2 separate regions of the Mus musculus genome follow, and region 1 is linked to region 2. A link is a loop called in an ENCODE intact Hi-C map of the cell type or tissue named here. Cell type or tissue: left cerebral cortex. All regions are shown on one strand. Links, peaks and the distances in the headings refer to the core of each region. The heading gives the core; the rest is flanking DNA. Region 1 has its middle 160 kb from the start of Gm9871. Region 2 has its middle 220 kb from the start of Gm9871.

The links. Hi-C counts contacts between places; a loop is a spot of excess contacts. Peaks named below come from ENCODE experiments on the same cell type or tissue, not always from the same donor. Only the 100,000 strongest peaks of a DNase experiment are listed, where the experiment ranks them.
Region 1: it touches region 2 in a loop (7-fold over the local background); 3 of 42 quality-filtered maps call a loop at or near these places.

The regions. Positions count from the first base shown.
Region 1 is chr6:101,931,104-101,944,127 of GRCm38, forward strand. No RefSeq gene overlaps it. Among named protein-coding and RNA genes, the nearest start is that of Gm9871, 160 kb to the left of the region's middle. In left cerebral cortex, for the core only: no CTCF peak of the experiment used is centred there; DNase peaks (open chromatin) are centred at 5,598, 6,822, 7,526, 7,833 and 2 more places; H3K27ac peaks cover 3,751 bases.
Region 2 is chr6:101,990,509-102,002,565 of GRCm38, forward strand. No RefSeq gene overlaps it. Among named protein-coding and RNA genes, the nearest start is that of Gm9871, 220 kb to the left of the region's middle. In left cerebral cortex, for the core only: no CTCF peak of the experiment used is centred there; DNase peaks (open chromatin) are centred at 4,390, 7,313 and 7,935; H3K27ac peaks cover 323 bases.

The DNA of each region.
Region 1 (13,024 bases), core at 2,112-10,111, 61 kb before region 2:
TAAGACCTAAAAGTCACACATAAACAAGGCAGGAAAAAATTCTCAGCTGAAAAAGGGCTTGCTACACAAGCATGAAGACCCAATTTCGTGCCTGTCACAACAATGCAAAACAAAACAAAACAAAACAAACAAACAAACAAAACAACTGCAGAATTGCATGCCAGTAATTCCTAATTCCAATACTGGGAGTCTGGGACCGAAGGATACCTGGAATTCACTGGCCAGCCAGTTTAGCTAACTGAGGACATACAGGTTCACTGAAAGTCCCCTTCTCAAAAATTAATGTGGATAGCAATTGAAGAAGTCACCCAATGTCTGCCTCTGGTCTCTCTATACATATACCACAGAAATATGCACATTCTCATGTGTACAAACACTACTCACAGACACGCAGACACACACACACACACACACACACACACACACACACACACACACAGAGTACTTGCAGGTCTGGTAGTTGAATCTAGATTGATATGAAAGATTCTTGAGTAGATCAACTCATCTCAGAGACTTATCTTCATCTTATTATTATTCATGCTTTTTCTTTGTCATTCTTCTTTATATTTATTTATTCATAGTTATGATTTCAGTCGTCCCTTGGTATCTGTATGATATTGGTCTATATCAACTACATGGTACAAGTGACAGAAAGCAAGACATGGATGGTCTCCATTAGAGGCAGCGCTGCAGCAAATATGAAATTATTTTAAAAAGCAGAGATATAATCCTTGCCTATGAATGTGTCTTCTGGTAGCCAGCTGGCCTGTTTTTAAAGAGCGCTTATTCTCTTCTCTTTCTGGGACGGCGGGCTGCTTTCCTTCTGCATGGCAACTTTGATGATGCTTTAGAAGATTTGTGCAGAGCAGAGTTGAAAAAATATGTGCACAAAAAGATGAGCAAAAGGCATATTTCAGTACTTGTCATAGCTTCCAGATGGCATAGTTGCTATGGGTTGAATACTGTTTGTCCCTGAAATGCATACATTGAAGTTATGATCACAAGGCATTGAGAAATGATTGTGCCAGAGGGTTGCAACCCTCCGAGGAGAATTCATGTTCATGTAAGGATACAGTAAGAGTAGGTTGTGTGTCTCTAGAACAAAAAGGAAGCAAATTCACCCAAGAGGAGTAGATGACAGGAAATAATAAAACTCAGGGCTGAAATCAACCAAGTGGGAACAAAAAGAACTATAGAATCAACCAAACGAGGAGCTGGTTCTTTGAGAAAGTCTTAGATAAACCCTTAGCCAGACTAACTAGAGGGCATAGGGACAGTATTCTAATTAACAAAATCAGGAATGAAAAGGGAGACATAACAACAGAATCTGAGGAAATCCAAAACATCATCAGATCCTACTACAAAAGGCTATACTCAACAAAACTGGAAAATCTGGACGAAATGAACAATTTCCTAGACAGATACCAGGTACCAAAGTTAAATCAGGATCAGATTAATGATCTATACAGTCCCATATCCCCTAGAGAAATAGAAGTAGTCATTAATAGTCTCCCAACAACAACAACAACAAAAAGGCCCAGGACCAGATTGGTTTAGTACAGAGTTCTATCAGACCTTCAAAGAAGATCTAATTCCAATTCTCCTCAAACTATTCCACAAAATAGAAACAGAAGGTACTCTACCCAATTCATTTTATGAAGCCACAATTACTCTAATACCTAAACCACATAAAGACCCAGGAAAAATAGAGAACTTCAGACCAATTTCCCTTATGAATATCAATGCAAAAATACTCAATAAAATCATTGCAAACCCAATCCAAGAACACATCAAAACAATCATCCATCATGACCAAATAGGTTCATCCCATAGATGCAGGGATGGTTTAATATACGGAAATCCATCAATGTAATCCACTATATAAACAAACTCAAAGACAAAAACCACATGATCATCTCATTAGATGCTGAGAAAGCATTTGACAAAATCCAATACCCCTTCATGATAAAAGTCTTGGAAAGATCAGGAATTCAAGGTTCATACTTAAACATAATAAAAGCAATCTACAGCAAACCAGTAGCAATCATCAAACTAAATGGAGAGAAGATGGAAGCAATCCCACTAAAATCAGAGACTAGACTAGGCTGCCCATGTTCTCCCTACATATTCAATATAGTACTTGAAGTCCTAGCCAAAGCAATTAGACAACAAAAGGAGATCAAGGGGATACAAATTGGAAAGGAAGAAGTCAAAATATCACTATTTGCAGATGATATGATAGTATATATAAGTGATCCTAAAAATTCTACCAGAGAACTCCTAAATCTGATAAACAGCTTCAGCACAGTAGCTGGATATAAAATTAACTCAAACAAATCAGTGGCCTTTCTCTACACAAAGGATAAACAGGCTGAGAAAGAAATTAGGGAAACAACACCCTTCTCAATAGTCACAAATAATATAAAATACCTTGGTGTGACTCTAACCAAGGAAGTGAAAAATCTGTATGAAAAGAACTTCAAGTCTCTGAAGAAAGAAGTTGAAGAAGATCTCAGAAGATGGAAAGATCTTCCATGCTCATGGATTGGCAGGATTAAGGTAGTCAAAATGGCTATCTTCCTGAAAGCAATTTACAGATTCAATGCAGTCCTCATCAAAATTCCAGCTCAACTCTTCACAGAGTTAGAAAGGGCAATTTGCAAATTCATCTGGAATAACAAAAAACCTAGGATAGCAAAAAGTGTTCTCAACAATAAAAGAACCTCTGGTGGAATCACCATCCCTGATCTCAAGCTGTACTACAGAGCAATTGTGATAAAAACTGCATGGTACTGGTACAGCGACAGACAGGTAGATCAATGAAATAGAATTGAAGACCCAGAAATGAACCCACACACCTATGGCCATTTGATCTTTGACAAAGGAGCTAAAACCATCCAGTGGAGAAAAGACAGCATTTTCAACAAATGGTGCTGGCTCAACTGGTGGTTATCATGTAGAAGAATGTGAATTGATCCATTCTTATCTCCTTGTGCAAAGCTCAAGTGTAAGTGGATCAAATAACTCCATATAAAACCAGAGACACTGAAACTTATAGAGGAGAAATTAGGGAAGAACCTCAAAGATATGGGCACAGGGGAAAATTCGTGAACAGATCAGCAATGACTTCTGCTCTAAGATCAAGAATCGACAAATGGGACCTCATAAAATTGCAAAGCTTCTGTAAGGCAAAGGACACTGTCAATAAGCCAAAAAAAAAAAAAAAAAAAAGGCCACCAACAGATTGGGAAAAGATCTTTATCAATCCTAAATCTGATAGGGGACTAATATCATATATATCTACATACCCATACCCGTACCCATACCCATACCCATACCCATACCCATACCCATACCCATACCCATACCCATACCCATACCCATACCCATACCCATACCCATACCCATACACATACACATACATATACATATACATATACAAATACATATGTATGTATGTATAGGACTCAAGAAGTTGGACTCCAGAAAACCAAATAACCCTACTAAAAAATGTGGTACTGAGCTAAAAAGGAATTCTCAACTGAGGAATACTGAATGGCTGAGAAACACCTGAAAAATTGTTCAACATCTTTAATCATCTGGTACATGCAAATCAAAACAACCCTGAGATTCTACATCACACCAGTCAGAATGGCTAAGATCAAAAAATCAGGTGACAGCTGATGCTGGTAAGAATGTGGAGAAAGAAGAACACTCCTCCATTGCTGGTAGGATTGCAAGTTGGTACAACCACTCTGCAAATCAGTTTGGCAGTTTCTCAGAAAATTGGACATAGTACTACCAGAAGATCCAGCAATACCACTCCTGGGCATATACCCAGAAAATGTTCCAATGTGGAATAAGGACACATGCTCCACTATATTCATAGTAGCCTTATTTATAATAGCAAGAAGCTGGAAAGAACCCAGATGTCCCGCAACAGAGGAATGGATACAGAAAATGTGGGACATTTACTCAATGGAGTACTATTCAGTAATTAAGAACAATGCATTTATGTAATTCTTAGGCAAATGGATGGATCTGAAGGATATCATCCTGAGTGAGGTAACCTGATCACAAAAGAACACACATGATATGTACTCACTGATAATCAGATATTAGTCCAGAAACTTAGAATACCAAAGATACTATTTTCAAAACACATGAAACTCAAGAAGAAGGAAGACCAAAGTGTGGATACTTCGTTCCTTCTTAGAATCTGGAAGAAAATACCCATGGAAGGAGTTATGGAGACAAAGTTCGGAGCTGAGACTGAAGGATGGATCATCCAGAGACTGCCCCACCAGGGGAACCATCCCATAAACAACAACCAAACCCAGACACTCTTCCATATGCCAGCAAGATTTTGCTGACAGGACCTTCATATAGCTATATTTTCTGAGGCTATGCCATTGCCTGCAAATTCAGAAGTGGTTGCTCACTGTCATTTATTGGATGGAACACAGGGTCCCCAGTGAAGGAGCTAGAGAAAGTACCCAAGGAGCTGAAGGGTTTGCAGCCCTATAGGTGGAACAACAATATGAACTAACCAGTACCCCCAGAGATTGTGTCTCTAGCTGCATATATAGCAGAGGATGGCCTGTTTGTCTATCAACGGGAGGAGAGGTCCTTGGTCTTGTGAAGGTTATATGCCCCAGTACAGGGGAATGCCATGGCCCGGAAGCAGGAGTGGATGGGTTGGGGAGCAGGGGGAGGGGAGAGGGCTTAGGGGACTTTCAAAGAGGAAACTAGGAAAGGGGTAACATTTGAAATGTGAATGAAGAAAATATCTAATTAAAAAAAAGAAAAAAAAATAGGTGTGTGTCATGTCAGATTCTCAAACTTGATGCACTTAGTCAGGTCTCTATTACTGTAAGAAAATACCTTATGGAGTGAGTGTCTGACTTACTTTTCTCATTCCTGAGACAAATATCTGTCAAAAGCTAGCTAATCTCTCACAAGCACAGGCAGAAGCTGACCAAATATATAGATCATCTCTCACATGTGTGCCCACATGCCTGTCTCCCAGCTGATTCTTGAGCTGAGGCTAGTTGATAATCAATATCATAGGTAGTCAACTGAAAAAAAGAGACCTATCTTTTGACTCACCGTTCAGAAATTTCAGTGTATGGTCAACTGTCTCTGCTGCTTTGGGCCCATAGTTAAGCAGTATATTCTGGAGGAAGCCTGTGGTACAAGAAATTCCTCACTTTAGGCTAGCCCTTCAAAACATACCTCAACATCCTTGATTCCCTCTTCCAGACTTCACCTGCCCCCAATTAGTGACATAAGCTAATGAATCTTCCAATGTAAAGCCTGTGGACTTAGTATAGATAGAGCAGTCTTCTCTTGGGCTTTCCAGCCTCTAGAACTTGGAGAAAGAATTCCATTGTACCATTTATAAACCACTGTAATCACTCTTTGTGACATCTCCCCAAACCAACTAGTACAATAGCAACACTACAAAGTCTGCAGATTCACAGCGCCTATTCTGAACCATCAGAAAGATGACTGGCTGAAATACGTTATTTTATCTTATCTTTCAGTGGTTATAGAAACAGATCTAGCTTGTGTTTGTCTTGCATCTGTGACACAGATATGTAGACAGATGGGGAAAAAAGCATCCGATGAAGTGAAAATTCCACAATGGTTTCTTTGTGCCCCATTTTTTTAAACCAATGAGACTATGTGAACTGTATTTTACTGTGAAAGTTCACCATGAAGTGAAATCTAACCTCATGCTAATAAATGGCACCTTCCGGGGCGCAGTGATGGTTCATAGGCTAAGAGTACTTGCTGTTTTTGCAGAGGAACTAGGTTCAATTGAAAGCTCCAAGTTAAATTGAAATTGAAATTTAAACAGCAATTTAAGTTGTTAGGTGGCTCACAACTGCCTATAACCCGAGCTGCCAGGGATAGGATGTCTTTCACGGGTATCTACACTCATATATACACACACACATGCACACATAAACATACACATAGTTAAAAATAAAGTAAATCTAAAACAACCAAGGGACACAATAACTGGAATTGTGGCTATGATAATTACTTTATTTCTAGATTTTATAAAATATTAAATATACAGGAAAAACTAGTCCCTTGCACTTTCCCACATGGCTATAGAAAGCACAATCAAAGTAGAAAAATAACTAATTTGGGGGATGGGGAACAAATCCCATATTCTTTTTTTTTTTTCCATTTTTTTCCATTCTAAGTGCTCTAAAAAAGCCAAAGAGCCAAGAGCTCCGGGGTACTGGTTAGTTCATAATGTTGTTCCACCTATAGAGTTGCAGATCCCTTTAGCTCCTTGGGTACTTTCTCTAGCTCCTCCATTGGGAGCCCTGTGATCCATCCATTAGCTGACTGTGAGCATCCACTTCTGTGTTTGCTAGGCCCCAGCATAGTCTCACAAGAGACAGCTGCATCTGGGTCCTAATCCCTAGGGAACCAAAAAGCAATAAGGAAACAGACAGAACCCTGTTTTTACTTCATTATACTTTGGCCTGGAATCACACCGGGGATGAAACAGTTTCATCCAGGAAGCAAGAGGAAAGGAAGGGTTAAGGGGATGTAATCTCCCCTTCAAAGGCTCCAGTGACCAGGATCCACCTCTTAAAGATCAATGAACTTTAAAATAATGAAGATCATCTTGATAGTATTAATTAAACTCTTTCCACCACAGTTATTTTAACCAGAAGTCCGGCTTTTCGGTGGACGCAAAAAGCTTAAAATATGCTGACTTCATGCCGATGCTAAAAGCGAGCTACTGTGGGTGTAATGGTGACATTTCTCCAGCTCTTTAGTATTTTGTCCATTTATATACCATCACCATGGCTACTGTGATAACATTTAAAATAATTCCAATGTAAATCTGACAGCACCTCATTGGGTTCTCTCAGAATCCCGTAATTAGGTAAGAAAAGACTGCTGATTGAGAAGGTTGGAGCCACGTGGGACAGGCTGCGTTTCCCCATTAACAATCACAATGTCCCTTCTCCAAGGTTTTCCCTGATGTGGCTGAGGCTTCTTTCAGGCTGGAATCTGGAGCTTTCGCTTTTCCAACTGAGGCGGGAAATTAGGGGGGGAGTGAGGGGGGATGTTGCGGGGCAACCAAGATTCTATTTTATTTCTTTAAATGTGGGGAATTAGAAAGAGATTTCCCCCTTTCTACCCTCTAATTAAAGGACTTGAGGATGATGCTTCAAAGCTGCTTTCAGAAAAGCTCAGAATCCTGTAAGGGTTAAGTCCCTGGTTCTTATTATTGTAATTTACCATGTTTGTTTTTCCTAACAAATTGAATATAATTATAAAAGATAAAAGTTCTATTTAATCAAGGTTCTTTCTGGACAAAAGGCCACCTACCAACAGAACAGGAACGAACCTGATTCATAGTCTTAATAATGCTTAAACCCATGGCTTGTTCCGGACACCAGAGGTGAGTTTAAGTAACGTACAGTTTTTATACAAACATATTCTGTATTTTGATGAGGTGAGCCACATGAAAGCTATTTCAGCCACCACTGCAGCTGTGTTGTTTGCAAAAAGGCATCATAAATGCTCAGTTTGACATTCTTTGGGGTTTTAACTAGGGGAGATGTTTACACTCTTGTAGTTGTCCTTAATGAGGAAGAATTTAAACTAATTGGCACACCTAATAAGGGAGCTGATTAGTTCATACAAATAGCTCAAGTCCATTATTTGACACAGAATTCACAACTGTGTCCTGCTCTAAGAAAGTTCTGTGCCATTTTATAACAGTAAGGGAGAGAGAGAGAGAAAATAGACACCGCAGAATAGCATATGGGCTGAATCAGTTATTCATTGTTCATTGTTTTTAAAGGGGCTGCTCTTCAGCATGGAATGGACTTATGCAATTTGTGCTTAGGATCAAATTGTCCCATCTGAGAAGGGAATCTGCATGGATACAGTACTTGCAGCGTGAGAATGAACAGACGAATTGGCCTAGAACCAAACTGTGGTGTTGCATGCATAAGAGTCAAGTCTTCGTGCTCTCTATAAAATTCATATTGGAGCACAATGCGTTGCTCATCGCCAATATCATATCATTCTCTGATTTTATTCAAAAGAAGTGTATATTTTTCATTATACACTTTTGAAATTTAGAGACATAGAGGTTGATAATTTTAAACTTTTACAACCACGATTAGATTTAATCAATAGTTAAGGAGAAAGGTGCAATTTAGTTATTTCCAAAATTATATTTTCTTGTTACCATTAGGAGAGGCAGATCTACTGGTATCTTGGTGGCGAAGACTAGAGGTGCTATGAGATATTCCAGAGTGCCAAACATCAGCCCTGATAATCTTGGAGGTTCAGATCTCTTGAGGCCTCCAGCAATCTGCCAGGAAACAATATTCTTACCAAAAGCAACTTGGACCTTGGGAGGCTTCACTGCCATCACACACAAAGACATGACCACACACAATTCTTTTTTTTTTAATTAGGTACTCTCTTCATTCACATCTCCAGTACTATCCCAAAAGTCCCCTCCCCACCCTCCCCCACCACTCCCCCACCTACCCACTCCCACTTTCTGGCCCTGGCATTCCCCTGCACTGAGGTATATAAAGTCTGCACGACCAATGGGTGGGCCTCTCTTTCCACTGATGGCAGACCAGGCCATTCTCTGATACATATAGCTAGAGACACGAGCTCCGGGGGGCACTGGTTAGTTCATATTGTTGTTCTACCCATAAGGTTGCAGATCCCCTCAGCTCCTTGGATACTCTCTCTAGTTCCTTTATTGGGGGCCCTGTGATCCATCCAATAGCTGACTGTGAGCGTCCACCTTTGTGTTTGCCAGGCCCCAGCATAGTCTCACAAGAGACAGCTATATCAAGGTCCTTTCAGCAAATTTCTGCTAGTGTATGCAATGGTGTCAGCGTTTGGAGGCTGATTACAGGATGGATCCCCAGATATGGCAGTCTCTAGACGGTCCACCCCTTCGTCTCAGCTCCAAACGTCGTCTCTGCAACTCCCTCCATGGGCGTTCTACTCCCAATTCTAAGAAGGGGCAAAGTGTCCACACCCTGGTCTTCGTTCCTCATGAGTCTCATGTGCTTCGCAAATGAACACACACAATTCTAAGGCAAAAGCCAGCTTAGGTAAGAATTTCTCATAACGACTAGAGACAGGTCAGTGGACAGTCTTGAAAAATGTCACCAGTGATGATTAGACTGAGAAATCAAAGCAGAAGGGGTCTTTGTTTTAAGAGCAAAGGAAAACATTGCTGAAAAAGCACATTGGAACTGTCCACACATCATTTCTGCTCCAAGACAGAGATGAATCTGATTTAAACCAAAACACTGGGGAAGCGGATGGCTTACATGTCACGACAAACATTAAGTCAGAATAAATTTACTCTTAACACAGCAGGTTCTGTGCTGGTGATTAAATGTGCCTGCTGCCACAGGTCACACCATTCGAATTAACACAAATATGCAAGTATTAAATTATTTCACCAGCAAGGCTAAAGCCTTTCTGGAAATAGGTACTCTGATCATATATCTACCTATCCTCCCTAACTCCCTGACAAAATGGTTTAGAGACCATGGGAATTATTGCTCCATAGGGAGGAGGCTTATGAAGTAGGTATTTTAAATTCAAGACTGCAATTAACTTAGCTCAAGTTAATGTTTCAGGATTTATACCAACACTGGTTTCCAGAAAAAGCTGAGCTCACACTGTGGACTCCATTGCTTAACTGTGTTACCCTAAAAACACAAAGTAGCCCTCTTTGAGCTACAGTCTCAAAGGGGTGAGCCTTGTGAACACAGCAGATTTCAGTAAATGATTAGGTGCCATGTTACAAAACTAAATCTTCCCCAATTTCAATCGTCTTTGAAGCAAGAGATAGAAAACCAAAGGTTTGTTCCTACTGTTACAGAGTTGATGGGGATGGGGTAGTTAGAGGGCTCATTGGCTGGTTGCTTTTTCCAGCAAACTTAGGAACCTGAGTTCAATTCTCAGGACTCGCAGAAGGGGAGAACTGACTCCCACAAGCTATCCTCTGTAATATAATGTAATGTATATGTAATCCATGGCACGTCTATACCTGCTACCTCTTCCTCCTACACAAAATAAAATCAAAAATGGAAAACAACTAATAAGCAGCTCACAGATTAATGACTAACAAGAGTTTCAACCTACTCTTTCTATAAGAGAACAGTGATGTCTCCTCAACTCACCTTCTCTCTGCATCTCATTGATATTCTACATGTCTTACCTTTACCGCTGGTACAGGTTGGCTTGAATCTAATTGGACAGGCTTGCTAAATTCTTCAATGTGCAGACAGGCATGCATTTCTATGCACTGTATTGCACCTTCTTTTTAACACTGAATAACACTGCATTTCTGTTACCTATTTATCTGACAGCTTTTACAGCCATAAGGTAAGTGTTAGTAAACATTGGGATATGACAAAGAAGAAGACATTTGTGCAAGGGAGTTGGGCAACACTCTTGTAGACCCTCTGACCATCACAAAATTCAAAGATTATTCTTTCTTTCTTCATGGTGTCCCAGGGATGTAGAAAGCCTTAGCAATGGACTGCATGTCTGTAGTAAAGATTCTGGCTCTACAGCACAAGGTTGTATGAAGCATTCAGAAACTCAGCAAAAAACATGACTTTGTTTTCTTAATAGAAGGCCAGTATTGCCTGGGTTATCTGTTCTATCAAATCTCTTCTCATGTCTTTGAACTACTGTACAACTCTGGGAGCTGTAGAATACTGATAACTGTGCAAGTAGCTCCTGTCCCATAGAAATGCAAATTTTGTCCAGTGGAGATACAGTTGATCGTTACTTCTCTGTGGCTACTGACTGAACCTGACATCTGCGAAGCAAATTCACTCCAGCATCTCTGATGTATACATGGGTCTTCTGTGTGGATTTTCCTGTAAATTAGTAGCTACAGGTTATGCATCATCTGCAGTTAATTTACATAAAATACTGACAGGGATGCATTTTATGTAAGTGCACCGTTGATGGCTACGTTTCCTTTACAATTATGTTTTAATGCATTCAATGCTCTAATATTGGAAGACAATAGCTCCAATCAAGTTCAACATCTCCTTTAAAAAATTAGAAGTTTCACAAGAGACAGCTATATCAGCATCCTTTCAGCAAAATCTTGCTGGCATATGCAATGGTGTCAGCGTTTGGAGGCTGATTATGGGATGGATCCCTGGGTGTGGCAGTCTCTAGATGGTCCATCCTTTCGTCTCAGCTCCAAACGTTGTCTCTGTAAGTCCCTCCATGGGTGTCGGCCATCATTGGGAAGAGAGGCCCCTTGGTCTTGCAAACTTTATATGCCTCAGTACAAGGGAACACCAGGGCCAAGAAGTGAGAGTGGGTGAGTAGGGGAGTCGGGGGGTGGTGAGAATATGGGGGACTTTTGGGGTAGCAATTGAAATGTAAATGAAGAAAATACCTAATAAAAAATTAAGAAAAAAATTAGAAGTTTCAACAATCAGAGTTTGGCATTTTTTGTTGAGATAAGTAAGTTTTGCTTTAATCATGAAAACTCATTTCCATCAGGGCCAGATAATACTTCTGGTTTCTACAACTTCAATTAGAATTTAATGATATAAATATTTTTTAAAAATGTGTGTGTGTGTGTGTGTGTGTGTGTGTGTGTGTGTATCTATATGAATGTGTTTGGATACCTACAGAGCCCAGATGAGGGCATTGGATTTTCCTGAAGGTGGGGTTACAGATGGTTATGAATCATCCAAAGTATGCTTAGAATGGAACTTGGGTCATCTGGAAAAGTAGATGTTCTTGATCACTTGAACCATCTCTCTAGCTACAGGACTACTTTATTCTATACACTTGGTTTTTCAGTCAGGATGATTCTCTATTAAAGTTTTACTTACCTTTAAAGCAAATATTTTGGCCTTAAGATACACAGAATTTAGTTGCTTGCACATGTCAATTCAGGAAACAGAAGCAAGCATGTATGTGTCTCTATCCCGATTCCCCATCTTTACCACAGGTGGATCTCAGGCCACCTTCTGCTCTAAGTTACTTAATTTTGCGTGGAACATTGGTTTTCAGTCTGGCCCTTGCCCTAAATGATGCAGTTTTACATAAGAGAAGTTGGCTGCATTTTCAGTGTGATTGCTGAGACAGAATGTTTCTGTAGCCTGTTTATGCAAGTAAACAACCTCATCTGTCCAACACAAACCACAGCACATACTCAGAGCTAATTTATTCATGCAAGCAGACTATTACCACCTATGAACTTACGGAATTAAATTAGGAACACATGGGCACATAGACATATCAAAACCATATAAAAATTAGGACTCTGAAAGATACAACTTTCTCTCCTAGACCATACAGAAGAAAGGACACTTACACCTTGCATACAACAGTCCAGAGCACCTGTCGTTGGTTAGCTTGATGGGTCACGACATCTTCACTCTGCCCTCAGGCTTTTAACTTAAATGTCATTCTTCCTGATCAGGCAGCTGTGTGTCTCATGCCACCTGACTATGCCTTCAGTAGGGTCGGTGTCCTCCAGGACCTGTGACTAGATTAATTAATAATTTAACCAGAATCGTGCAGTGGCATATGTATCAGTAATCTGTGGCCTTCATAACCCTTTGTGTAAAAGAAACGCACATGTACATACATGAACACATCACTGTATGAAGTATAATAAATGGTTTGAACTCATTGTAGAAATTTTGATTAAAATAAAAAGCCTGCAGTACCCAGAGTCACATATGTAGTGAAATTGGGAATAATTGGTGAGTTACAGCTTGAAATTTAATATAGTTTGTGAGTTTACTGGTATTTAATCAATGAGAACATTGTAGAAAGGCACAGCATCCTCCTGTTTCTGACATCATGACAGAGGACAGCCACTGCAACCCCTCTAACTGTACTTAACAAGTATCTTCCTAGTCCATGCGTTACAGACTTATTTAGCTATCTGTCTCTTTAGATATATGGACATTTGGCAATGCATATAGTTGTTTTATATATTGCAGTG
Region 2 (12,057 bases), core at 4,058-12,057:
TTTCTCAATTAGTGATCAAGAGGGAAAGGCCCCTTGTGGGTGGGACCATCTCTGGGCTGGTAGTCTTGGGTTCTATAAGAGAGCAGGCTGAGCAAGCCAGGAGAAGCAAGCCAGTAAAGAGCATCCCTCCATGGCCTCTGTATCAGCTCCTGCTTCCTGACCTGTTTGAGTTCCAGTCCTGACTTCCTTTGGTGATAAACAGCAGCATGGAAGTGTAAGCCGAATAAACCCTTTCCTCCCCAACTTGCATTTTGGTCATGATGTTTGTGCAGGAATAGAAACCCTGACTAAGACAAATATTTTCTATTCCTTTTACTTATGTACTTAATTTTTGTTTGTTTGTTTGTTTGGCTTTTTGCCTGGCTGGATTTTAGCATCTTTATTGCTACACAGAGAACTTGCTACTTATTCCTTTCATCGTTTTCTCCAAATAAAATAAGAGTGAAGCAAATCATGAGCAGGGTAGCCAACCAAATCTCATTCTTCCTAAGCAAAGTGCTGTTTCCAAAACACAAAAGGAAAATTTTGCTATAGTTCTGTACCATGGAGGCCAGGTCCAACATGTTGGCTCTTAAGACCTACTGACTTACGCTTCACAAACTAGGCACCAAGGGCTTTCTTTGAGGAAATAAAACATTCTCTCAACATTATTTGATAGATAATCCCCAGAGTATATTATCTATTAGCATTTATATACCTTATACACAAAGACAGTCATGTAGAAAGTCAATCTCTAGTATATAACTAAGCAGAGTGTTCTGCTTACATGATACCACTTATGTATCCTCATAAAGGAATAATTGTGATGAGAGAGATATAAACATGGTAGGGTGACTATTATTTTTGAGCAATTAATATTATTGTGACATTACTGTTTGTCTGATGGGTGAATCCTATGGAGACAGGGGAGCTATTTTTAAGTTCCTGAGGGGCTATCATGAAGTAATAATTAGCTTATGTTGTTCTATATGAAGTCAAGTATTAGGCATTAGATTCAACTTTAAGTTATTAGCGAGCATGCCAATCTCCATATAAGAAGCACTTAATTATCTCTGTGGCACTAGATCATAGGCTGCTTGGGCAGGCAAAAACTTTCTAATGATGATTCCTTGCTAAGATGATTAGGAAAGAAAGTTGAAGATGGATATTTAAAAGATGAATGTCTCTTTAAAAAAACAAAAGCTAATATAAGAATTAATGATAAGAGAAACTTTCCATAGCAATGTCTCCACATGTGTTGCCTAGGCATCATCTCATTTAGTATTCAGCATGAGGTCAATGATGCCCATGAAGTTGGGACATCCTACTCATCTTATAAATACCAAAGAATTGAAATGGTGTGCCCATGTCATAGACATAAAGAATGAAGCTGAAAGTAAATTAATAAATGCCCAGCTACCCAGCCATAAAACAAAGGCAGGAATGAACAACTGATTACTTGTTTGGGTTCTATGTGTGGGTGTGTTCATACATGCAAATGAGGACACATAGCCATTCTACACTTTGTGCATAGAAGCCACACAAAGAATATAGATGTCATTTCTCATCTTCTACCTTGATTGAAACAAGGACACTTGTTTTTGACACAGCGTATACCAGGCTAGCTGGCCTGTAAGCTCCCAGGAGTTCTGTCTCCATCTTCCAAGTCACTATGAGAACCCTAAGAGTTCAGAGATACACTATTGCACCCAGGGCTGCTTGTCTCTAGAGATTCAAGTTCAAGTACTTAGGCTTGCATGACAAATGTTTACCCACTGAGCCATCTTCTTAACCCTGAACATCTGATCTTTTTTACTTCAAGAAAAACTTATAAACTTTAGGAATTATGGAAGTAAAATAACTCGAAGAGAGGCATGATGACTAAATTTAAGTTAATAAAGTAAGAGTTCGTTTTTGAGGCAATCCTGACCCAAGCAGAGGGCATGTACATCTTGTGACTGTTGAGAAGGTTTGAAGTCAATGGAAGTAAAAAAATAGATAGACCAGACACAGGTTATTAGAATTATACAAAGCCAGGCCACCACAGTCTCAGGTTTAGTGTTCTTGCTTTAAGTATATTATTTTAGAATGGATGTATAGAATTTAAGAATCTTTAAGAGCTGAGGTGGAAGTATCACCATGGAGAAATTAATGTATTGTTAGTCTTCTAAATTTACTAGCCATTGATCCAAAGCAACATTATGAGCTATGTCTAAAGAGTGATTTGTGCTGATCTCCTATGAGCAACTTGAAAGTTTGGATGGGCATTATGATACATTCACACACACACACACACACCCCTCACTGACACCCAAATGGCTGTGTTCTAGATTCTGAAGACTTGTTAGAAAAATGACATAAACTTCTGGCTTCATGGTTCTTAAATTTAAGGAGTAGAGGAGACAAAAATAATATACAAATATTGATGTATACTGGGAGTTGTGTTATGGGGAAGCAAAATAGAACATGACAAAGGGGTTGGCAGTCTGCAAAGGAGCTCTACCGCTTTCATCCTAGTTGCAGAATAGGAGGTATTTGTGAAAAGCTTGGAGGCAGATGGAGAAGCAAGCCGTGCAGATATTTCAGGACAGATTGTTCTAGAGACAAGGAACAGCTGAAGCACACATTGCTCAGAAGTTAATATAAATTTAGGTCCAAAGAACAGTGAGGCATGGAAGGTTAAGGCTCAGATGAGGTCTGAGGGGAACAACATAGTGCCCTGTGGACTTCCATAAGTGCGTTATTGTCCATCTTTACAAGACCATTAGCCTCTCTTTCACAGGCAGGGAAAGTCCTTCCAAAATTCAGAATATAACAGGATCATAGGCTAAATACTTTTTAAACTTAGAAAACAGATATTCCAATATTCGAACATGCCCATGAGAAATGGGTTATTTGGGCAGGTATTTTTATTTTTATTTATTTTTATTTTTTTCCATTTTTTATTAGGTATTTAGCTCATTTACATTTCCAATGCTATACCAAAAGTCCCCCATACCCACCCACCCCCACTCTCCTACCCACCCACTCCCCCTTTTTGGCCCTGGCATTCCCCTGTACTGGGCCATATAAAGTTTGCATGTCCAATGGGCCTCTCTTTCCAGTGATGGCCAACTAGGCCATCTTTTGATACATATGCAGCTAGAGTCAAGAGCTCCGGGGTACTGGTTAGTTCATAATGTTGTTCCACCTATAGGGTTGCAGATCCCTTTAGCTCCTTGGCTACTTTCTCTAGCTCCTCCATTGGGAGCCCTGTGATCCATCCATTAGCTGACTGTGAGCATCCACTTCTGTGTTTGCTAGGCCCCGGCATAGTCTCACAAGAGACAGCTACATCTGGGTCCTTTCAATAAAATCTTGCTAGTGTATGCAATGGTGTCAGCGTTTGGATGCTGATTATGGGGTGGATCCCTGGATATGGCAGTCTCTACATGGTCCATCCTTTCATCCCAGCTCCAAACTTTGTCTCTGTAACTCCTTCCATGGGTGTTTTGTTCCCACTTCTAAGGAGGGGCATAGTGTCCACACTTCAGTCTTCATTTTTCTTGAGTTTCATGTGTTTAAGAAATTGTATCTTATATCTTGGGTATCGTAGGTTTTGAGAGAGAGAAACAATTGTTAGTTCCAATCTAACCAAATAATATGAATGAAATGTTCTTTAGATAGCTTCTTTCCACTCACCTGAAAGAGAATCTGTCTCTGCATTAGTGGCACCCTCTCTCTCTCTCTCCCCTCTTCCTAACACAGCTGCCACAAAGATTCTCTACTTTTTTCCAGATTTTTTTTCCTCAGTTCAATCACTTCATTTGACCAATGAGAAGCATTTCTTTTTTTCTGGTCCAAGCATCTATTTTCCAAAGTGGATCCACAAAAAAGGCTTGCTCATCACTCTGTATGATGAGCCTATAAAATGTTCATCCAAGGAAACAAATTTCCTAAAGCTGATTATGCTGCCAAAGAAAAGAAAATCCTGTGCATGTTGTTATTCTCTGTTGTCTAATACTTAAAAAGGATGATCTTAAATAAAATTTGCATCAGGTTTTGTGAGAGAAGGTAATTTAGGTCTTTGTTGAAGACATCTCCACCTCTTACTTCAGAAATAGATGATGTTTGGGAATCTGGGAATATCAGTAGAATGCTTGATACTAGGTGAAGGGAACACTTCATTTCTGCTTCTGAACCTAAAGCCAGAATATTCTTGAGTTATCTGTAATCTTAGCCATGCCTGGGATGAGTTAGGAAGCTCTTGTTATGGAGTACCTAGAGGGCATGTGATCTTGAAAATCTGCTTCTTCAATTTATTTAAGTAAATTAAAGTTGTGGACACAGAGAGGCATGTCACTGAGAAGGGAGCCAGAAGAGAAAGAGGTAGCTCTGAATGAAGGAGGGGACATATGAGGGGTGGAAGCCGGGCTTTGACATTTGCCTAATCCTTATCTATTTGAACAGAAAAGGAGGCCATAACATATGTCTCAGAAGCACCCACATGTTCCACCCTTGGAAAAAGTGATATCATAGGCAGGATTAACAAGCCCTCAGATCTACATTACAATAAAATCCAGGACTGCAATGCTTATGTTACCAGAGATTCCACTATCAAATCAGGATAGCAGAAAATAATAGACACACAGAGATGTCCCTATACACATTCATTCCAGAAATGCAACTGAAGTTTTCCATCCCTGTTATTCACACTTGAACATAGAATCTTGACTTCACATAAGACCAAATGCATTTATAATCTAATCTTAGCATGCATACATGAAAACCACACAGGTAGCAACTTGCCGCAGTAACACTCCAACTATGCATTAAAATAACATAGAGAAGTGTTTTTTTTTTTTTAATTTGACTGATTCAGGACATATCTCACCGTGCATATTTAAATTATTTATACCTTAGGAAATATATATCCCAAGAGATTACATTATGCAGCTAACCTCGAAGATCAGGAGCTTAAAGATAATAAGGATATTTACATTCAAAAGAGAATTGCTCTAAACTTTCATTATTATCCACCATTTGGTCTTTCCTCTCAACGAACATGTTAAAAAAATCACAGTGTATCCTAACCTACCTATAGTTAATGCTCAAATTTCTCAAGTTCTATTGATATTGATTTCAATTTGCAACAGAACTACAGTGGGCAGCAGGTCAGATAAGTCCAGGAAGGCTTCTGCTTCTCACCATCAGAAATGCAGTAGTGTTTGTTTTTAAATACTGTTAATAACTCAAGGTTATGCTTAGAATGGAATGATTTCCTCTCTCTTCTTTCTCAAATCATTACTCCACAGGGAAGATAAAGAATGTCAACTCTGCTCAACATTTCCAGGTGTGATTATTACACCTGTTTTGCAAGTTAGCTTCAGGAACTGAAAAGACTTTGATGGCAGGTGGTAACTTTTGTTGAATCAACAAGATTGACTGATCTCACTGTCGATGTTTGGTGTGTCAATCATCTGCACTCCACAATGGAAAACAGGGAAAGGAATTCTTTCCTTCCTTGGACTGCTACTCTGTGATAATAAGAACAGAGATAACCAGCTCCCTATAAGACCAGAGTCAATCTAAAATATCACATGTCCATTAGAGGAGAATAAGAAATGTCAGATTAGAAACAATTGGCTAATTTATAGTTAAGTTTATATATTAAAGAAGGGTAAAAAGACGAGAACCACCTTTATATTGAGAAACAGAAAGAGGTGTGTGTGTGTGTGTGTGTGTGTGTGTGTGTGTGTGTGTGTGTGTGTGTGTTTGGGGAAGGGGGCAGGATCCGGCTGGGAGGAGAGGGTTGAAGAAGCTGGGAGAAGTAGTATAGCAGGTCGGGGTACTGTAATCAGGATATATTATGTGGGGAAAAAAATCTAGTTTCAATAAAAGGTAAAGACTAGAAATAGCATTTCCTAAGATGCAGGAGCTTTCTTCCGTGTCACCTAGTTCATATCTCTGAGATCTTTTTAGTAACAACAATTTTCAGTAATCTTAGCTACAAGTAGTAGAAAACAACATCAAATGGGCTTAAACAGAAAAGATTAATTTATTGGTGCATGCCACTAAAATATGAGTTACTAGCTGCCTTTAGGGGGTGGTGGATCCAGATGATCTACTGATGCTGGAAGTGGTCCTCCTCCCATTCCTGGGCCCTGTTTTCAGATCATGCTACCTTAATCTTTAGTTACATTTACAACAGATGATGGTTGTGACGATTTAAAGTATGTTTCTTGCTGTAAATCTAATTACCTATCAGTTCCTAATCAATGGATTATGTCCCATAGCCACAATGATACTTCCTGGCAGGACCTAATCTTAGCACTTATCTGTTGTGCTTAGACAAGACTGACCCAAGTTATACTACATATACTTAGACATAAATTAGGGTGACAGTTTTCTAAAGGGTAATCAAAGGGTTAGCATTCGGTAAGAAAATAGGATGCTAGAGAGACAAAAACACTACTCTAAACAGAATCCTACCACAAGTGCCTTTAATATTGACACTCAATTTTATTCAGGAAGTGCAGAGCCAATGAGCCTACAGAATATTCTGTTCACCTTTGTGTTATGCCCTGGTAAAAGCTCCAAGCACATTATGTGCTGTGTCCTTTTCATTCTAAATGAACAATTTATATGATATTTGACAGAGTGAGTCCCGGGGGCAATATAATGCAGAAAGAAGAAAACTCTGGGAAAGCAGGGTAACTGTGGTCAGGAATGGCACTCACTCGGTTTCTTTTTTTTTTTTATTGTAAATTTGCTATATTGAGAAATATCTCCTTTGAATATGGCTCTGTGATAATGCATTATATATGCTCTGCATTTATCATTGATATGTAGATGACTAACCTTAGGGTTAAGTAATTCAAGCACGGACACTCAACTTTCTATGGAGAAATGTTCTTCATTGTTCCTCACCCCCCCTCGCCCCCAAATATAACACACACAGAATTGGATGAGTAAGCTCAACAGATCCTTTGTATCGTTATCATCACATATGACATGGTTTAACCCCAAGAAAACAGTGACATGCCTGAAACTGACCCTTCTTTGCTCTCTTACATCTCATTTTAATAAAGACAATGAGCTAGAAAAGTATTTCTGTGAGTTGATCATAAAACGAGAATTGATGAAAGGAAGACTTTAGAATTATTCGAACATTTTCACAAATAAATCTTTTCTTTCAATGACTAATTGATATTCAAACCAATATTTAAGATAGACATCTAAACATCTTGTCTCTCTCTCGTGGGCCTCACACTGAGCACTAGAAAACCAGCCTCACTCAAACTTGTGATCTTGGCAGGCTGGGAGATTCACAGTGCAGTGCTATTTATAGCGATGAGCTACAGTTCCTCTTAGGCGGGTCTTCACTAGCTCAGCCCTGTTAACACTGAGTCAGATTGTTCATTATTCCTTACACTATGTTTAGCAGTCTCTCCAGCTTCTTCTACTGACTACACGCCTGTAGAAATCCCAGGTTTTCTGACAATCAAATACACCTCAGATTTTGTCAAATGTTCCCTGGGGTACAAATTTTTTTCCCCATGGATAACTGCCTTGAACATGGAAATAGAGACTGTGGAAAACACATACTTTGCTAAGATAATACTAACTTTGTAACTCAGAATATGATCTCTTTTATGACCTGTAAATTCTGTATAATTCCTTTGCAATTCCGCACAAATATGGTGGCTTTTTTTTTTTTTTTAGATCTGAGAATAAAAGCTGAACCTGCAAACTGGGATGACATTCTTTATTATGTGAACCTACAAAGGTAACAAGTGAAGAAAAGTAGTGCTTCAAGGGGGGGGGGGGGGATCTTCAGATGTCTGCTGGTCACTATAGCAACGAGAACAGAAGGGATTCAGATGGAGGACACATGCACTCCAGCAGGAGGAGTTCAATTTAAATCAAGATTAGCAACATCATAAAAAAGAGGAACCATGCTGAATGTAATGAGTGCACCCACACTGTCAGGAGAGCGGTGCACTCCACTGTGAGGAGTCCAAGAGTCATGTTCCCTTCAAGAAAATCCTGGGGAGTCTGTAAGAGCTTGGGAGGCACAAACATTTTCATGACAAAGTCACTTTGTCAAATCTCTTAGGTGGCTATGGGATTCCCATGAACCTTCAGGTCCTCTTGAAACACTTGAATACTGCCTTGCTCATAATGTAGAACAATGGGCACTGTGACTCTCTAACAACAGCAACTGAGAATTTTAAATATTTAAATGTAACTTGGAATATTCATTCATATATTTCAAGTTAAGGAACCAACATAATATACTACCACTAGATGTGAAACTGTGGTAATGGTATTTTTTTTTGTCTTAGCAAAATTTTAAAGACAGAGTTAGAAATATCTTTAAAGACAGTAATGTATTGCAAAATTGAAATCAGAATGTTCAAAATTGAAGCAGAGTTGCTCCTACTAAGATTAAAAATCATTACTTAGGATATTATTTCCTGTTTGTTTTTGTTTTTATTTTTTTTATCATTTCAGTCATTGCAGGCTATTAAGGAAAATGCAGAAGATGACCTTTTCTATATTTTGTTTTATTTTTTGAAGTGGCTGGAGTTATGCTTTTTTAAGCACTTGGAAATTGAATATCTTACTTTAGGAATCTCAGCGTTGTGCAGGTGAATTCAAATGTAAGATTTAAGCATTTTGTTCAAGCAATAAATTTATTGATTTTTTTCAACTTAACTGAGCCTAGGGTAATTTTAATCTGAGCGTTTGTACAAGGTCTAGTTGCACAGTACCTGTTCTGCTGTGGAGAATTGTTCACGCACTTCTTCAGTGTATTTGAATTAAAGCTTGCTTCCTTTTCTCCAACTTGACTATTTTAATTCTAAGAGCTTCTTAAATTTTGTTTTCGGTTTTAAATTTTAAAATCAATTTTGCAACTACTTTTTGGTTCAAAACAGTCCAATACACTATCCAAACAATAGTATAGACAAATACATAGAAAGTTTGATAAAATGAAAAGCAGATAGGATCCTTCGTTTTGCAATATAAGTAATCTTGATATTATGTTATCAACTATGCATACCGCATGTATGTGGGGTATACACAATCTTAGACCCTGGCCACTTTAATGAATTTAGATCCTTTGGAATTCCAAACTAGATCTTTATTAAATATTTTCACTTACAATCAGTCAGAAAAATGACAAGTTGCTTTATATTTGAAAAAAGAAAGAGCAAAGTGCGCTGGACCTAAATAATAAGTGACTGGCTACAGATCAGCTTCTTCCGTCTGAATGTGGCAACAGCTAAAGCAAGGGATGGAGCTGTGTATGGCTCAGTGTTCAAGAGTGGCTTCAAATATTTGGAACTCAGTGCTAGGGGATCTAATATCTGCTTCTCGCTTCTGCAGGCACATGCACGCACATGCCATACACTCACACAGGCAAACATACACATGAAAACAAAAAAATAAATAATAACTACAGTGGATCCTTGGATATTGGTGATATACTTTTTTACCTAAAAGTAACACAAACAGCTTGAATTTGCCTTGGGACCACAATTTCATATATCTCCAATTTTTCTTCATGCTCTCCTATGAGAGCTTTGAAAGATAAATTAATGCAACCTTCTTCTAAAAAAGAAAAGAAATTAGTTAAAATCCAGGATTTTACAAAGTAAGGCTTTAAAAAAAATCTTGAAAGTACTTAAGATTAGCATTTGAGTTTGTGCAAGGAGGTACACACTCAGTTCCTAAGGAAAGCTTTAGGTCAAGGCAAGTGAACATTATGTAAAATTCTCAGGAGAAATACATCCTGCCATTCCCAAAAGAAAGCAGATTTTCACCAGATGAGAACTTTTCTTCTTCTAGATAACATGAAGGACCATTCTGATTTTGAAGTATAGAGTCAGGCATACTTTCAGAAGCACATCTTCATCTCTGGTGACATTTGCATTTACCTGTAAGTAGCTTTACTTCATTATGAAACTATGTAGAGTCATCCTTCATGCACAGGATATAGAAGGTGAGACTCTTGCTTTGATCAGAAAGTTTAATGGGACACTTCTGCTATCAAGAACCAAGACAAATCTGATAGAATATTGAAAAATCAGAATAAAAAACAAAGTTTATAGTGGATCAAATATTAAACTTTTTAAAAGGCAAAAAATCCCTGTTGATCTCAATTTATTCGTAGCAATTGGCAGTAACCATTTGCTCCCCTGTCAGGGGTGTGTGTGTGTGTGTGTGTGTGTGTGTGTGTGTGAGAGAGAGAGAGAGAGAGAGAGAGAGAGAGAGAGAGAGAGAGAGAGAGTTCTGAACACTAGGATTCATATCTATTCCCTATTTCCCATCTTTTTATGTTCTGGTTCATTCTCTCAACTATTATGAGCATTTTCCTTTAAGTGGATGGTGTCTCTTTAAGACTATTTACTATATCAGGGCTGCAGCCCAATTTGCCTGCTGTTCTCTTTCTAGAAGCTCCTATATTATCCTGTGCACTTGTCAGTATCTTTAATAACTGATTGGCATCAGGTTTCACAATCATCTTCCTTTATCTCCCTGATAGACTTATTAAGTTTACACTTCCTTGCCTTTTTGAGTCAAGCCATATCCAAGAGATTTATAAATAAAGATATAATAAATGAGGATATGAGAAGAAACATTATTCCATTTGGTTCTTATAGAGGTATGCATGCATATTAGTGTGATTAGATATACATGTGTGACACATAGTTGCTTAGCTAACTCTTAACGCTTGACCAACTAGAAGATGCTGAGGGACAGATCTATTTTAGCACAGTTTAGTTCTACCTTCTGCACTTCTTTTGACATTTAAATCAATTCTCTGCCCTTCATATGTTGTAAAGGTCCAGGGCTCCTAGCAGAAGGATATATTTCTATGTATTTTATTCAATGTGGTTGAGATCTTACAAATGAAGCCCAAGAATCATGATACCACTCATCTTTAATCAATATCACTCTGCCTATAGTTCTTTTACCCTCTCAGGAGAGTGAAATACATATGGGGAAGAAAGCCAGCATTGGCTACATAGAACACCACTCTAGAAAAATCCAGGCCCATGTGACAGGCTAGCCTACCTGTATTGGCAAATGAAGTTTTATTCCAAAACATAGTTACTATGTAATGTCATTATATATGAAACCACCAGTATTATGACAATTGCACTGAGTTGAGAGTAAATGAATTAGACACCAAAGACCACAGGATCCTCAGATCTAGAATATTCACCTTCTGGCATTTCACTGAGTGGAAATAAAGAATTACTTCACTAATAACTGAGATGAGTCTGGAACACTAAGAATTAGCTTGGATATAGGGGTAATTTTATGTCTTCTTTTTACTGTTAAATGAGAGAAATGAAAGAGAGCTCCTTTGAGTCACAAGTTAACAAGATCTCTTATGGGACAACTAGGTTGGTGGAGAAAATAAGTGCATGTATTTAGCCCACTTATGAGCCACACAGGTATTATGAAAGTGTGTGCTGAGTGAGATGAAAATGCTGAAATGTACACAAAACTAGTCTGTAATTTGGGACAATGATACTAGTGGATTACAATAGCAATACCCTGAGTTTGAACATTGGATAAATGAGTGTTTGTTGTGCCCACCTCGGCCAGCAAGGAAGACACAACATGGTTGGATTCTTCTCAACAGCCTTTATTGCAGGAAAGCCTCGATGCTGCTATGGGGACCCCGGGCACCCAGGGAGGTCTGCTTATATGCACTCTAGCACAGGGAAAGGCTTCGTGTCCTCCTGGGTTAGGTTGAACCGCTGTCACCTAATTAGCATGTACCGGCTCTGGAGGGGTTGGCACCAGACTCGGGCTTACGCCTGCGCAGTGGTGTTGTTTATGACAACAGCACACCAGAAACCGGCACCATCTTAGAGTTGGCTTCCTACAAGTGTTTATTCATTGACATGGATGAACACATTTCTAGAAAGAATGCTAACCCCTTGGGTTGTGTGATCACTTAACACAAATGAAATTAAAAGAGGATGTAATGGTTGAATATATGGCTCAGTTGGTAGAGCACTAGCCTATGATACAAGAGCATATGCACTTTAACCCTAACACCATATGTTAATAAAA